2 separate regions of the Homo sapiens genome follow, and region 1 is linked to region 2. Evidence: chromatin loops called from intact Hi-C (ENCODE). Cell type or tissue: natural killer cell. All regions are shown on one strand. Links, peaks and the distances in the headings refer to the core of each region. The heading gives the core; the rest is flanking DNA. Region 1 overlaps LINC00299 (long intergenic non-protein coding RNA 299). Region 2 overlaps LINC00299 (long intergenic non-protein coding RNA 299).

Region 1 (2,919 bases), core at 102-2,601, 53 kb before region 2:
AGAGGCTACAGTTCTTTGTGAATACTTTAATAGGAGAAATGCAAAGATAAGACATCAATGTGGAATACTTCTACATGAAATCAGAAATTGATATGAAATTCAGATTAGCAAAAGTAAGATGGCTTTCGAAGGCAAAACCAAAATGAGGACCAGTAGACAAACTATTTTCACTGTTAAAATAGGAGACAAGCAACATGCCCCCTAATAATCAAATTGAGGGTGCTTTTGGAGGCACATTTATAATTCGACCAACTCGACATGAAATAGAAAAAAACTGTGTGCATCTTAGGTATTTGTTACAAAACATGGATCAAAACTATTGCACATGGCAACTGATGTTTTGAGTGTTTTAAAATGTTATTTTTAAGAATGGCAACTTTTAGATATTTAATATTTTGATAATATCTTTCCACTTTTAAATAATTTTTATTTGGCGTATATTTTGTGTTAAAGTTCTCTTAATGTTTTCTATTATGGAATGGTTCTATCAAAAAGAGATCACTCTTGCAGTTATGAAAATATTTCATCTTGTCAGCAATACATCACTTCATAATCATAATAAACCATGCATTTGCTATCATATATTTTGTTTGCAGAAAGTTTCTGAAAGTTTTATCATAGCACTATTAAAAATGATTTACTATTTATTAGTATGATCACTTATAATTAATTTAAAATATTTATATAAAATATTACTAAAAAATAAAGACTAACTTACAATTTCAGGGATTCCCTAGAATTCTCAGGAATTCCAGCTTCTTATTCTCAAGTCCCAAACATTAATATTTCTTGGGAGTGTGAAAACACTACGTACAATGGTGCTTATGTAGATCTTGTAATGTAGATTTTGGCAGACAGAAAGTACAAGTTTCGCCAAGTAACATTATCCAGCATCGTAATAAATGCTAATATGAAAAGGCAAGCAAACTTAATAAGATTTATAAAATGAAAGCCACATTGCTTTGATGATGTGATAACGTAAAGGTAAAATGTCTCTTCCAACTTGTAGTACTTCTTTAGAGCTAACTTTTATTTCACTTAGAAATGTGTGGAAGAGTTAATCCCTATAAATAGTAATAATTATTACTGAAGTAGAAACTTAAATCCTTTGAAATTTAGATTCTAAACTAACATGCATTCTTTAAATCATTTTACACATGGTATCCCTTGATATTGGTGGTGAGAAAAAAGAATGAAAACAAAGAAATAGAAAAGAGGCAGTTCTTATATAATCTCACAGAAAAATAGATTTCCTTGAAAACAGTTTTTGGAGAGAAGCCTTGGGTCTGAAATAATTCAATAAAATAAACATCCTCTGAGCTATTCCTAATTTATCTTTACTTGATGGTGGTTGCAGATTGGATTCTCCAGGAAGCAGATGCCCAGATGGAGGTTGAGAGTCGATTCGCTTTGTTAGAGACCGACACCTATTAAGCAAGAAAAGGGAGGACGCAGGATTGGGCAGGGTAGCTGGCAGAGAGCAACGACAAATGATGAAACAAAGTCTCTGCCAGGGAGATCCAAGGCTAAGGTTGTCTTTGAGAAGTCCCATGTGGGGCAGAGTCGGTTCTTTCTTGTTACCACAACTTTGCAGGGGCAACCGGTAGGGCCGCCCTGAGAACAGCATGACTCAGCAAAGCTGAGGCAAACCTCCAAGCAGCTGCAGCTGGAGACTATGAGTTAGCCACACTCTACGCCTCAGGAAGCAGGTCCTTTTCTTTCTCTTTCTTTCTTTTTCTTTCTTTCTTTCTTTTTTTTTAATTTGAGATCTTGCTCTGTCACCAGGCTAGAGTATAATGGCGCAATCATAGCTCACTGCAGCCTCAACTTCCAGGGCTCAAGTAATCCTCCCACCTCAGCCTCCTAAGTAGCTGGGACTACAAGTGTAAGCCACCATGCCCAGCTAATTTTAAAATTTAGCTATCTCACTGTGTTGCCCATTCTGGTCCTAAACTCCTGGGCTGAAGCAATCCTCCCATCTAGGTCTTCCAAAGTACTGAGATTATAGGTGTGAGCCACCGTGCCTAGCCAGCAAGTCCATTTTTTAAAGGGAATCTGAACAGCACATCTCTGCATCTGCCAGACAGTAAATAAGACCAAAAAGGCAACAACAAAAGGGGTCTTATGTTCTTCCTCATGAACAACAGAACCTCAGTAACCACTTGAAAAGTTCTTTAACAAGTATAATGTATATAGAAACTTTTTAGGAATTAGAACTACTTTTGATATGTGTGTCATAATAAAATAGTAGCAAATTGAAGTATAAATTATATTCTGGGATATTGATGGATTCCAATATATGTAAATTTCTTACTAAACCAGAAAAGTATAGGAATGTTGGCACTAGATTACTGACATTAATTGGTGTGCAGCAAATAAAACTATATATTTTCTCCATCTCTTCCTGGGGTCACCTTGTATTTGCAAAGGCTCACAATGAGATAATAGGCCAGATTTGTAAAAGGTACTCTCCGTTTTGGCCCAGGCAATTAAACAGAAACACAAAAACTGCCCCCACAATTGCCTAATTGCAGGTGCAATCAGTAACTGGCAGGTGCAATTAGACAGGAACCTCATTCAGGAGCTGTGAGTGACAGATTAGTCAATTATTCAATAGTAGACACAATGATTTTCACATGCAGTTTTGTATTCAAAGCTACTCATAGACTTTAAAATTGATAAATGATGGGTAAGACTCATGAAAAAAGTCTTTCCCAAACTAATTGTCTATCATTACCAAAGAAGAGACTGATTTGATTCTTGACCTCATCTATGAACTTGAGTCAACAAAAGAGAACAGTCCAATCCCTGGCTTAACCCAAATTTCTTAAGAATCCTTTGAAGAATGAGAAATTCAGGATCGTCTTAGACCTTCTAAGGCCTCTCCTCACCTTAGCAGATCTTTAATACTCTTTCTGT
Region 2 (2,919 bases), core at 235-2,734:
TATCTTTTGGTTCTCACAACCAACATGTAAGAGAAACAGGTTTGGTGCTATTATTCCCCGTTTACAGATGGACAAGCACCGAGAGTGGTAATTATTCAAAGCCACGTGGACCTGGGCAGAACTAGAAGCCACATATTTTAGTATCAATGTTGATTTTTAGAAGATACAGTGCTGCTAAAGGTGAAGGTTCAGTCTTAGGTTTTATTATCTCAGCTCCAAAGTTCACAAATTTAAAAGCAGTAAATGAATGGCTAGCTGAATAATTGAAATAATTTTCAATTCATAAAATCACACCCTCAAGAAAGGCAGGCCTTCAGGAAGCCCATGGTTGTGGCCCTGTGGTTCAGCCAGCCCCACTCAGAAAGGTGAGGAGGGGGCCTGGCTTTCAGCCCCCACCCGAGACTCCGCAACTGTCCACCCGCCTCACCCTTTGCTTGCTGTACTTGCAGCCTGTTTCTTCCTGCCCTGCCCTGCCCTCGAAAACACAGCAGCTCCCCACCTTCCTCTGAGCATAATGCTTCCATACAATTATCGTAACAATTCAGACAATTTCAACAATTTCAAACAAGTATTGAAAACCCCTCAACCCACAATCTTCTGAAACGTCCATATCAGGTATTGGCAAATTGTTACACTGCCTGCACCAAAAATAAACAAGGACAACAGAGACGGAGGAAAATTCCCTTCCTGCTCTTTAAACTCCCACAAGCACCAACAACCTTCAGTGTTAAAACGTATCTTCAGTTTTGTTTCTGAAGTCTCAAGACTTCAAGTGAGGACACGCCCTCCGCCAGCTAGCCGGCCCATCCCTTATCTCGTTCCGCGGGGCAAAGATGAGGAGAGACCGACCCTCTGCTCGCTTCTTCAGCTTTGAGGAGCAGCCACCGAGGCAGCCTCTCAGATGCCACATCACACCCCACGGTGAAACTGTGTCACCTTCTGGCCACTGGGCGGGCCACACAGGAGCTGCGGTGGTCATCCAGTGTTTCAGCCAGGGTGCTCCAGAGGAACAGAATGAATAGGATAGATTATAAATAGAGAAGAGGAGGTTTATTCTGGGAAGTGCCTCACACGGTGGAGGCTGAGAAGTCCCACGATCTGCCGTCTGCAATCTGGAGACCAGGAAAGCTGGGGGTGTGGTTCAGTCTCAGTCCAAAGGCCCAAGAACCAGGAGCACCAGTGTAGGACAGCAGGAAAAGACGGACGTCCCCGCTCTATCCGAGAAAAGAGAACCCCCGCTTCTTCCCCCTTTAAGTTGGGTTCAGGCTGTCAGCAGGCTGACTGATGCCTGCCCACACTGGGGAGGGCAGGTCTTCTTTACTCAGTCTCAGCTCCTCCCAGACACACCCAGAAGTCATGCTTACCAGCTGCCCGGGCATCCCTTAGCCCAATCACGTTGATTCTCAAAATTAACCGTCATATCCAATTATACCTTTTGACCCAGCTGGTTAGCAGAACCAAGCTCAGAGAGCCTCCTGCCTGCCCACCCAAATACAGCCCTAAGGCCAAACAGATGCATGTTTAACTGGAGCCTCAAACTTAGAATGAGAGAAAACAGAAAGGCAAGTAAAAAGTAACTGTTTTGGTCAATAACCCGTGTATTCATCACTTCACTGACAGAGCTTATCGTATGTAAGTTCCTCATGGCAGATGGGCGCGTGGCCTGTGCACGCATGCAGGCCTGCACACTCACATGCACGCACACACACCGGACAGGTTAATCCCCGTATCATTGGCTGCCACGGGTTGCCTAAGAAGCTTAACAGGGCATGTTCTGACTTCAACAATGACCTGCTAATGGTTTTGCATTTTTCTCAAGTATTATAACCCATCTTTGTCCCCCTTATCTCCTAATGAAATCAGTAAATTGAGGTGACTGCAAGAGGGAGCGCAAAGGAAACACCAGAGCCAAGGGTGCCGCGAGGCTCTACTAAGCCACAAACCATCATCTTGAGGCGATTATCAGACCTTGACTTTTGCTTCGAGAAATAAAGTTGCAGATATCCTGGCGAAACAAAATTTCTTTCCGTTTTACTTAAAAAAGAAGAATGCAGCCCATATAGTTGTGATTTTGCTAACACTGAGAAAGCTGTCTCTCACTGCACTCTCCATTTGTGTGTCTTTTCCGCAGCCTATAGTTACAGCATGTGGCATTTCAACCTTCTGTCCCTTTTTTTTTTTTTTTTTTTGACTCTCGCTCTGTTATCCAGGCTGGAGTGCAGTGGCGCAATCTCAGCTCACTGCAACCTCCACCTCCCTGATTCAAGCAATTCCCCTGCCTCAGCCTCCCGAGTAGCTGGGATTACAGGTGCATGCCACCATGCCTGGCTAATTTTTTTGTATTTTAAGTAGAGAAGAAGTTTCACCATGTTGGCCAGACTGATCTCGAACTCCTGACCTCAGGCAATCCACCCGCCTTGGCCTCCCAAAGTGCTGAGATTACAGGTGTGAGCCACCGTGCCCAGCCCCTTCTATCCCCTTTCTAAAGTGTGTTCATAGCCATCAATACGTAGGGGCGCAATTCAGATTTATTCCCACAATTTGCCTTGATCCTTTTTAAAGGTGGGTGATTTGGCCCTGCATTCATCTTTCTCTCCAAGTTGCAAAAATCATTTTATATATTTAGTTACTTATTTCTTACCAATCCTCCCTAGCTCTGGGACACATCCCATCAGTCACCACCAGCCACTACCTTCGGCTTAAATTACTTTCAAGGCTTCTCATTACTAGTAGGAATCAACCACAGCAGCTAAGGTCCTTAAAATGGTCCCCACCTACTTCACCCAGAGTCCCTCCCCTTCGGTGCCCTGGCTTCAGCCAGGCTGGTCCGCTCTCATCTCTTCTAACACATGGCTTTGCATACACTCGTCCCTCCTAGAGCACTTTCACCCCGGCCTGCATGTCTCAGGGGTCCCTAGT

Evidence for each region. Hi-C counts contacts between places; a loop is a spot of excess contacts. Peaks named below come from ENCODE experiments on the same cell type or tissue, not always from the same donor. Only the 100,000 strongest peaks of a DNase experiment are listed, where the experiment ranks them.
Region 1: it touches region 2 in a loop (2.6-fold over the local background); 4 of 110 quality-filtered maps call a loop at or near these places.

The regions. Positions count from the first base shown.
Region 1 is chr2:8,228,147-8,231,065 of GRCh38, forward strand. All of the region lies in intron 7 of LINC00299 (long intergenic non-protein coding RNA 299), which reads right to left. Among named protein-coding and RNA genes, the nearest start is that of LINC00299, 99 kb to the right of the region's middle. RefSeq lists an enhancer at 1,723-1,902. In natural killer cell, for the core only: no CTCF peak of the experiment used is centred there; a DNase peak (open chromatin) is centred at 1,615; H3K27ac peaks cover 742 bases.
Region 2 is chr2:8,281,283-8,284,201 of GRCh38, forward strand. The region is part of intron 7 of LINC00299 (long intergenic non-protein coding RNA 299); the gene reads right to left. Among named protein-coding and RNA genes, the nearest start is that of LINC00299, 46 kb to the right of the region's middle. RefSeq lists an enhancer at 150-650. In natural killer cell, for the core only: no CTCF peak of the experiment used is centred there; DNase peaks (open chromatin) are centred at 809, 1,339, 1,679 and 1,799; H3K4me3 peaks cover 1,394 bases; H3K27ac peaks cover 2,500 bases.